2 separate regions of the Homo sapiens genome follow, and region 2 is linked to region 1. Evidence: read pairs that join two places in POLR2A ChIA-PET (ENCODE). Cell type or tissue: Panc1. All regions are shown on one strand.

Region 1 (5,000 bases):
TCTTTCTGACTGCAGGAATGCTGGGTTCTTGTTGCCTGGTTTGCTGACTGCCGTCCAGAGCCGCTGCTGGCCACAGCACACATCCAGCCTGAGCCTGAGCACGGCTGCCCGTCCACATTCCTGATGCCTTCCTCTTTCTTAGAGTCCGCTTCAAGTTATTCAGAAAACCAGAGTCTCCTCCATCTTCACCGTATCAGCTGTAATCTTGTCAGGATAAACCGATTGTGCTGGATCTTTTAAAGTCTATCTGTTGGAGGTTTCCAGGGAATTTATTTAGTGCTTATCTGATTAACTGGGGCCAATTCACTAAGCTTCCAAGTAATAGAATCTGCTTTAAGCTTCAAGACATCGAAACAAAGAAACTTAGACAAAGATGGCTGAGATAAAAATTCATAGTACAACAAAGGCTATGTTGTAGAGACTGTCAGAAACAGAAAAAGTTTAGGACAGAATTTATATAGCTCTGAGGGTGGGGAGCAGGGCAGGTAATTCAATCCTAGGCAGCAAATGTGTGACAGAGTAAAAAAAAAGCCTCCTTTTCTATTTAAGTAGCCAGCATGTCATTGTTTTTGAAGTAGTTGACTGATTTTTGAATCTGGTACGAGACTATCAAGATCCATCTTTAACACAAGAAACCAAGAACAGTAGTTATCCAGGCAGGGTGGGAACTGAGAACAAGGGAACAAGACTGGGAGAAAGCATTTTTGCTGTCTAAGAGTATTTATACTTTTTGGCTGGGTAGGGTGGCTCATGCCTATAATCCCAGCACTTTCGGAGGCCGAGGCAGGCGAATCACTTGAGCACAGGAGTTCCAGACCAGTCTGGGCAACATGTTGAAATTCCATCTCTACAAAAAAATACAAAAATTAGCCAGGTATGGTGTCATGTGCCTGTAGTCTCAGTTACTTGGGAGACTGAGGTGGGAGGATCACTTGAGCCTGGGAAGTTGAGGCTGCAGTGAGCCGTGATCACACCACTGCACTCCAGCCTGTGTAACAGAGTGAGACTCTGTCTCAAAAAAAAAAAAAAAAAGTTTATACTTTTTGTGTTTCAAACCACATAAATGTATTACACCTTTTGAAAATTAACCCATTTCCTGTTTAGAAAATAAAAGTGCAGCTCACTGCCAGCAATTTTACATAAATATGCTCTTTGAGGCTGAAGGAAATCTGATTTTCGGTATGAAAATAAAATATATAAACTATTTTTGGAGTTATTTCTAAGCAGAACTTGTCTCTAATCCTAATGTAACAGAAATATATATGATGTTCCATTAGGATTAGAAGCAAGAGTATTCTCGGGGCAAACAGAAAATGGGTTAAGTGAAAATAACAGTTTAATTTACTTTGCTATTTTGAAAAATAAATATAACATCCAAGACAACATTTCAATTAGGCAGATCTTCTGAAACTAGATAGGGGTTACAAAAGCACATATTTCTAGTAGTGGAAAACATCATCTATCAAAGAGTTCTGAGGTTTGTGCTCTGCCTTAGTCTAGGCCTTGAAAAAGACAGGAACATAGCAAGGCTGGTGCCTGTCTTCAGGCTTTGCCGAGGTACACTTGGTGAAAATCAATGTGACGTGCTGGGACTACATGGCAAGCAAGTGGCTATGTGCAGGGCTGTCGGATTAGAGTCAATGGCCAGAGCAGCAACGAATGACCCCATTTGCAGAGAGACGTTGTGCTGGAGAAGCCAAGTGCCAAGGAGGAAGGCTGGCAGAAGCTCTGCTCAAAAGACTGAGTGAATGTGTGTGTGTTTGTGTGTGTGTGTGTGTGTGTACAACAGCCCAACAAAAAGCAGGTATATAAATACGAAGCAATCAACAGTAGAATCCATGCCCAAGGTTGAGATAAGTGAAGAAAGAAAATTGTGCCCTGATGGGTTTGAGTTCAAAGTGTGTGGTAGAAACCTGCACCACCCATTTGGGCAAATCAGACAGGCACTAGCCGCTCAGCTGAGCTGGAAAAGTGTCTGTGGGAGGATGCCAGGAAAAACACCATCACCCACCCTTTGAAGGAGGGGGATGTGCTGAATCTTGGTAACTAGGAGAACTTAAAACCGGAGCTGGGAGTGCAATGTGATCACCCAGAGGGAGAATGCACAAACAAAATATGAAGGGGAAAAAAGTTTAATTAAAAAGACAGCAGCGATGAGAGATTTAATTTCAGCCATGCAGCCAGCCCAGGGCCCCTGTGGGGAAGTAGAGATATCGCAGGAAGTGGGGCTGGAGGGGATGCTGGAGGCCTCTCATTTCGTGGAGATAAGGTATCTGGCAGCCTGTAAAACAAACAGGGCGCTGCCTGGGAGAGATGCAGGTACCCCTCAAGCCATAAAATCCCTCTTCTGGTCCCCAGCAAGCACTGATTCTGTGGTAGGTCACCCGAGGGGACTGAACAGTCACAGATGAAAATAATCCCTTTAGTTCAAAGGTCATCTCTGCCACCCTGCTCAAGGACAGCAGGCTTCAAGACCTGAGATCTGAGTGTCGCCCTTTGTCCCCAAGGGCCTTTGAGCGCTGGCTGGAAAAGGTCCTGGAGCGTCTGGGGTTTTACAGGGTAAAGAGAGCAGGGTCTATAATTTCCCAACCCTGGGGGAGGAGACAGAAGGAGCAGCAGACGATATAACTTCCCGAAAAGCACAGCTGGCAAGCACACCCACACCGTTAGGCTGCAACTCCCTGAACTAATTAAAAGGCAGAGCAATGGGAATTTCTGGATTGCTGCATAAGCAGCTCTTGGGGAAAATACGCTCGTGGTATTGCAAACACAGAGCTCCCTCTTCACTTCCAAGAGCCAAGTTGGACACAGGTGATTACAGTTTAGGACTAAATATGTGGGTAGGAATGTGTGTGTGTGTGTGTGTGTGTGTGTGTGTGTGTGTGTGTGTGTGTGTGTGTCAAGGAGCGGGGTGGAGAAGAACTCAGCCAGAGAGAAATGCAATGTGATGGAAATAGTTAAAGAGGCTATGATCTTCTCTCTGATTCCCCTTGAGGACAGAACAATAGGCAAAGGACTCAAATTGCACCACCAGAGAATTTGTGTGGCCACTAGGAGAAAAAAAAAACCCTCCAACTTAGAAGGGAGTGTTTTTGCATTTCAATCTCTGGGAGGTGTTTTCCTCTCTTTCTCTCTAAGTTTGAAGAATTACTGTTCGAGTTTAACCCCACTTGGAGCCAGAAAGATGGGCCAAATCAACACCAAGCATGCTTTTCTGCTTTGTGAATCTATGAAAAGGAAAATTTTTTCCAACTCTTTCCTCATAATAATACTCCATCAATGTGGAGAACTCCTCTGGTGCAGAACTTTCATATCCTGGATTGGGAATCCCAGAGGGAGCTCAGCTGACAGGATGCCCTTAGGAGACCCACTTGTGGGCCACCAGGAGAGTTACTTGATGAGGGTGTTGGGAATGTAGCTGAGCTGCAGGATGTCAGATAAAACCCTGACACCAAGAAAGAGGACAAAAGCAGCGCATCCCCTCTGTCTTCCCTGGGGAGGGCCCAGTGGAGGCTGGACTTTATCCTGGGACAGTGATGGATTGCACTGTCTGGGCTTATGAGACAGAAAGGGGAAAGGCTTTTCAGCAAGATAGTGGGGGACAGAAGGTGGCTCAACTGTCACTTGGCCCAGGCTCCACTGGAGATCAATCCCAAGTCCTTGGTCGAGAAGATTTTAAGTTGAAACAGCAAGAGAATACTTCGAGGCATCTAACGGAAGAGCTGCTGGGGGAGTGCCCTGCCCTGTCCCCACCATAAGGACTACCAGAAAGGAGGTACAGCATCAGTAATGGCAGAGGCAATGACAGCTCACGTAGGCCACCAGGAGACAGTGAAGAGAGTGCCTCTGCTCTGATCCTGGCCTCAGAAAAACTTGAATGATTGCTAAAAATCTATGTGGGCCCCCTGGGACTCTGCAAGTAGAAACTGGGCTATGCCTTCAGTGGGCTTGGGGTTCCAGTGACTCTACTAGGAGGGAGCTCAGAGGCAAACATTTTTTTGTTGCCACTATGTTGTCCCTTTCTGACTATGTCCCTCAGGCAGGCATTGAGGGAGGAGTTTATATATATAGGATGGCACATAACCTGGGAGCATCCCCATGAACATACAGAGGGGGTGGGTAGAAAATACCTATATTAAAATATAAGGAAACTAATGCTTCAATAGGTTATCAACAATTTATCCAAATAGTCGTTGGTGGGAGAACTAGTCATAGGCAAGGAGTTACTAGGGAGGGAGGAAAGACATGGGGCAATAGAGTACCCACCAGTTTTCTAGAGAATTAGCTAGGTCCTACTAACAAATTGTATTTCAGGACCACAGACAGCAGCACAGGAGCACCATTTTGGTGCACACTCCCACCCCATTTATTTCATCTATGCAAGTGGTGTCATCTCTCACCCATTAAACCCAGTCCCGGCTCTCAGTGGAAGCTCTGAGGAACTTCTGAGGTTACACAGAAAATAGTCTGAAGACCACTGTACTATACCTTTCACAAGGGAATGATAAATCAATTATCTTTATTTCCAATCCAGTCCTTATCCAGTACTAATAATACTAGCTAATGTTTATTAAGCATTTACTATACCCATGTACTGTGTTCTCATTTTATCCTTATAACAACCCTACAAGGTTAATTCCATTATTATATCCATTTTATTGATGGAGAAATGGAAAGATGAGGAAACTGAGAGATGCTGAAATAGGAGAAACAGCAAAATTAAGTGACTTTTTCTGAGGTTACACAGGCAATCTAATTCCAGAGCCCATACCCACAGCCACCCTGTCAGAGTTGTGTTCTTGAATTTTATACATGGAATTCAGGCATGAATTGTAAATGGTAAGAGACACGACATAGGGCAACTTGGCACATGAAGTCATCAAGGACCTGGAAAAGCATCTGCTTTAGTGCCTAGGAACTGAGAGTTCTGTTTCCTATTAAGACTCTGCCTCTTATTATTACCTGCAAAAACTACAACAAGTTATATAACGTCTCTATGT
Region 2 (5,000 bases), 360 kb after region 1:
TAGAAGCAATATCACATAGTTTACCATCAGAGAGAAGTGATGGATATTTCAAAACCATTTGGCACAGAGAAGAGGAATTTTTCCAGAAAAAATATCTCCAAAATTCCCATATTTTAAAATATCTTTGGAGGAGAAAAAACTTAAAATTGTAAGATTTGGGGTAAGGCATTTCCCCCTACCTCCTCAAGACAGAATAAGATTAATATCTAACTGTAGCTTACTAACTATATCAGTAAATTTAAATTCATACTTTTTTTCTGATAATTATACCAAAATGAAAATAATTTCTGAATTATTGAATAACAAAACACTTAAAAAAACTTTACAAACTTGATGCAAATGTAATTCCAGAACTTTACTTTTACCTAAAATGCCTATAGCTCAATTTTACTTATTAATCAATCTTGACTGTTCTCATACTTGACATGGTCTTATTAGTAAGCCATGTGGCTTGGAGCTATTGCATATTGCTTTGATTTGGCTGGTCATTGTAGCAAGAATGGCATGCCCAATTTTCTACCTTTCATTGCTAGGAAAATTTACACAGCAAAAGAGGTCCCCTCATCTCTAATTATTGTGGAGCAGAAATTAATGACCAAACTAATAGAACTAAAGGACTCAGTGGTATTGTGGAATCATTGGGCCCATCAGCTGAGAAATAAATTTTATTTTACTAATTGAATTTCCCCTATAAAAATCTTGCACTCCAGCTGGTACTAATTTCACTTTGCCTGTAATAATTTTGGACCTCAGGTTGTTGTTACTATTGGATTGACATGTAGATATTGAAGTTTAGCTTATGAAAATAGTACTATTTGCAAAAACAATACTCACTTGAACATTTTCATGAGTTTTTCTTGGGAATGAGAAGAGAGTTACTGCTTTTATGTCTAAACAATCTTTGTCCATCACCTCCTCCAAATATTCCAGAGTTCCTCCAAATATTCCAAATATTCCAGGGGACTATGTAGGGGGAAAGGTCTAAGATGGAAATCTAGGGAACTGATTATTTAAAAGGCAGGTACACAAGTGTTCATCACAACATCCCTTCTAACAGCAAAACTTGGAAATATCTGTCACAGAAGAATGGATAAATGAATTATGGTATATTCTCTCAGCCAAATCTCTCACTGCAGTGAGCATGAATAAACCACATCTACAAAAATACAATTTTCCCATACATAATGCTGAGCAAAAGAAGCCTGGCAGAGCATTCATAGCCTACATTTACAAAGTTCAAGCACAGAAAAAACTCATCTCTAATGCTTGAAGTCAAGATGGTAGTTACTCTTCGGGGGATCTGGTGGCTGGAAGGGGCACAAGACCATTTCTAAGCGTGCTGGAAACACATCATCTTTTGATCTCAGTGCTAGTTACGTGGAGTGTTCTGTCTGTGAAAATGATCAACCTGTGAACTTACGATTTGTGCACTTCTCTGTATGTATACTTCAATCATAGTCTGTTATTTATTTATTTATTTTTAAACAGGTGAAGGAAGAGAACCCAGTGAGGGAGGCTGAGCAGGATGAGCTAGAGATGATGGAGAAAAGTCTGGAAAGAGGGGTGCCCTGGGAGCCACAGAAAGAGGATGTTTCAGGAGGAAGGATCAGTCTGCAGTACTAAATGGCTCAAGAAAGGCCTAGAAGGATAAAGACTGAAAGCTGCCCATTGGATTTGACAACTGACCTCTGAAAGAACAGTTTTAATGGGAGGCAGAAACAAGACAGCAGAGGGTTGAAGAGCAAGACCCTGGAGATGGGAGCTACTCTTTCCAGTGGCCACAGCAGCTGCAGGGAACGAGAACACTGGGTCCAGGAGGTCTTTTCCCTGAAGACAGGAGAGATTGAACCACGTTAATGTGTGGGAGACAGCTGGTTGAGAGAGAGATGCTAAAGTTACTGGGGGATGGTTGATGGGGTTCCCGAGGAAGTGGAGGAGGTGGGATTAGCCCTGGGCAGGGGAAGGGGCTCCTTGCATTCCACAGACACTGCAGGAAAGGAGGCCAGGAAGTAAGTACGATTCACTGAGGGAGTGGAGGCTGAGAGTTGAGGGAGCTCATCCTCATGACTTCTAACTTAAATTTGCATAGGAGGTCAATAAGGAGATTAAGTCAGATAATGAGAAATCTTATGTGCAGATTCATTGCCTCATCTTAACTTTGCTCTCCTTTGATCATTTCTAAAGCAAAGTGCAGTTTAGTCAGTCATCTAAAATGGAAAAAAAACTTATAGACAGTGTGTAGAAATCTTAGGGGGACAAATTATTCACAGACAACTCCCCCTCCCTTCTCACCCAGACACATACACTCACCATTATATCCATTTTATTAATTGGCAAACGACAGATAAAGAGTATTGTTATTCAGTTCAGCTTGACAGTTTAACCCAATAATTAGCACCAATAACAATGCTTTCTGGAAATTGTTTTCCCAGGTACGGTTTCTTCTGGCCTAGGACAGCTAAATCCGTTCAGAGGTCTCTTGGCCCCAGGAAAAGCAAGGTCGAGTTTGTGTCCTGCAGTGGAACCAACTTTCTTCTCAATCTTCAGCTGCTTTGGGGCTTCTGCTGGCACCCCAAGCTCTGCTGAAGGCAGATCAGTTTGGGGTGACTACACATATGGAAACTAAAGATCGGGGAATGTATTCATATAAACTACCTGGCCAGGCACCTTTGGGAAGTCTTCGTGGAGTCCAGGGAGGCACGGGGGTAGGGTGGAGTCCATATACCCCAGAGCGATGGGCTCTGCTTTAGCAGAATAAAGCTAAATCGGGCCGGGAGCGGTGGCTCATGCCTGTAATCCCAGCACTTTGGGAGGCCGAGGCGGGCAGATCATGAGGTCAGGAGATCGAGACCATCCTGGCTAACATGGTGAAACCCCGTCTCTACTAAAAATACAAAAAAAATTAGCCGGGCGTGGTGGCAGGCTCCTGTAGTCCCAGCTACTTGGGAGGCTGAGGCAGGAGAATGGCGGGAACCCAAGAGGCGGAGCTTGCAGTGAGCTGAGATTGAGCCACTGCACTCCAGCCTGGATGTCAGAGCGAGACTGTCTCAAAAAAAAAAAAAAAAAAAAAAAGCTAAATCAAGTTGTTATCAAAAATGAGAGGCAGGTTGTTATTCCAAACACATTTAATACACTCACTTCCAAAGCTGTTTAGAGTTTTGCCGATTTGACACCCAGAAAACCCACGGGAGTCCAGAGATTTTACATTTTCTGGGCATTAAGTGCAAAGTACTTGCCAGATAACAGAGTTTTAGGGGGTTGCCAAGGAGTGTTGCATAGCAGACCGTGAGACTGGGCTGTTATCACATGAGCCGCAGTGAAGTGCCGGCTGAGTACAGAGTAGGGTAACACCTGAGAAGCTTCATTATCAGGGCCAGATCTGTCACTCTGAGTCTCAGGGCATCCTGAGCTCAGCTGTGGTTGTGTATCGAGAGTTGGACATTCCAAAAGGCTATGGCCAGAAGCAAGCAACCCAACCCAATGACAAACTTAAAAAACAAAGGGAGGCCTGGTGTGGTGGCTCACACCTGTAATCCCAGCACTTTGGGAGGCCGAGGTGGGTGGATCATGAGGTCAGGAGATCGAGACCATCCTGGCTAACACACAGTGAAACCCCGTCTCTACTAAAAATACAAAAAATTAGCCGGGCATGGTGGCGGGCACCTGTAGTCCCAGCTACTCAGGAGGCTGAGGCAGGAGAATGGTGAACCCGGGAGGCGGAGCTTGCAGTGAGCTGAGATTGAGCCACTGCACTCCAGCCTGGGCGACAAGCGAGACTCTGTCTCAAAACAACAACAACAACAACAACAACAACAACAACACATAGGGAAAGAGACGTTCTAATGCCAATAATAATTTTTTAGAATTAGGGACCCAGATTAACTCAGCACATGCCTTTGTAGTGATGCATTTACTATGAATAAGATGAATGATAGTAACTTGAGTGACTGTATGGAAGTGTGTGCTTCCTTACACTGCCTTCCTTTGAAGGAAGACTTGGCCCCTGCCCGCAGGAATCTGTGATCAGGAGGCTGGGAAGTGAAATCTCCACAGACCTGGAACTTGCATGTGCCTGAATAACTTTCAATAACAGGTACAGAGCTTGCCTCCTGGTACAATCTTGCAACAAACAAATTATCAGGAGAAGCACTTTTCCAATTTATCCACTAAACGGCAAAACCAAACAATGACCGAACATGACGTTGGTTTTTCAGTTACTGTTTGACCTGGAGCGTGGAGAAAACAGAAGGAAAATGGAAACTACTTAGGCAGCATTTTGTGAGGAGGTGGAAGCAGCGTGGGAAAATATTTCACATGGCTCTTGCCTACTCAGCCTGACAAAGAAAGCTGTGGTTTGTTGTCAGATTCCTTCAACTAAATGTGTCAAAGGGAGAGAAACCTCTCTTGAGTGAGAGACCTCTCTCTTCAAACAGATGCACATCGCCTCCCTCCTCCCTGGCTCACACCATCCCCAGTCCTCTGTGTCCTCCTCTCTTCACACATGTTGGAGCTGGGAAGGAGAACGGAGAAGTGGTCCATATCCTTAGCTCTGCCTCATGTGTCAGCCTTCATTCCTGCCATCTCGTTTCCGGCTCCACCCCAGTGGGATGCCGCAGGGTCATTTTAATAATCACAAGGATAGCCATGGAAGCAACAGGGCCCCAGTGGACCCAGCAATCATCCTAGGATCCCCCATGAATGGTGTGCAAGTGGCTCTGTCCCTGCAGGCGACGCAAAAACTTTGATCCTCTTTATTCTTTTATGAAAGTAGATTATTTTTAAAGTGCTGATCCTCGATATCACTTCATTGATAAAGATTCGAGTGTGAGTATTGTGATATTGTGGAATACCACGGTCTTTGGAACCAGACAAAACTGGGTTGCGATCTCATATTTGCCACTTAGCTATGTGACCTTAGAGAGGTTTAAAAGTCTGGAAGCTGCTATTAAAATGATGACAGAAAACGTCTGCATTAAACCAGGAGCACCTCAAGTAAACAC

The links. ChIA-PET counts read pairs that join two places held together with the same protein. Peaks named below come from ENCODE experiments on the same cell type or tissue, not always from the same donor. Only the 100,000 strongest peaks of a DNase experiment are listed, where the experiment ranks them.
Region 2: POLR2A ChIA-PET joins it to region 1 with 21 read pairs; 1 of 35 experiments calls an interaction of 5 or more read pairs at or near these places.

The regions. Positions count from the first base shown.
Region 1 is chr1:93,766,509-93,771,508 of GRCh38, forward strand. It overlaps a transcript of BCAR3 not described here. Among named protein-coding and RNA genes, the nearest start is that of MIR760, 78 kb to the right of the region's middle. RefSeq lists a silencer at 4,192-4,392. In Panc1, no CTCF peak of the experiment used is centred here; no DNase peak of the experiment used is centred here; H3K27ac peaks cover 2,467 bases.
Region 2 is chr1:94,127,074-94,132,073 of GRCh38, forward strand. No RefSeq gene overlaps it. Among named protein-coding and RNA genes, the nearest start is that of ABCA4, 8.4 kb to the left of the region's middle. In Panc1, no CTCF peak of the experiment used is centred here; no DNase peak of the experiment used is centred here; H3K27ac peaks cover 507 bases.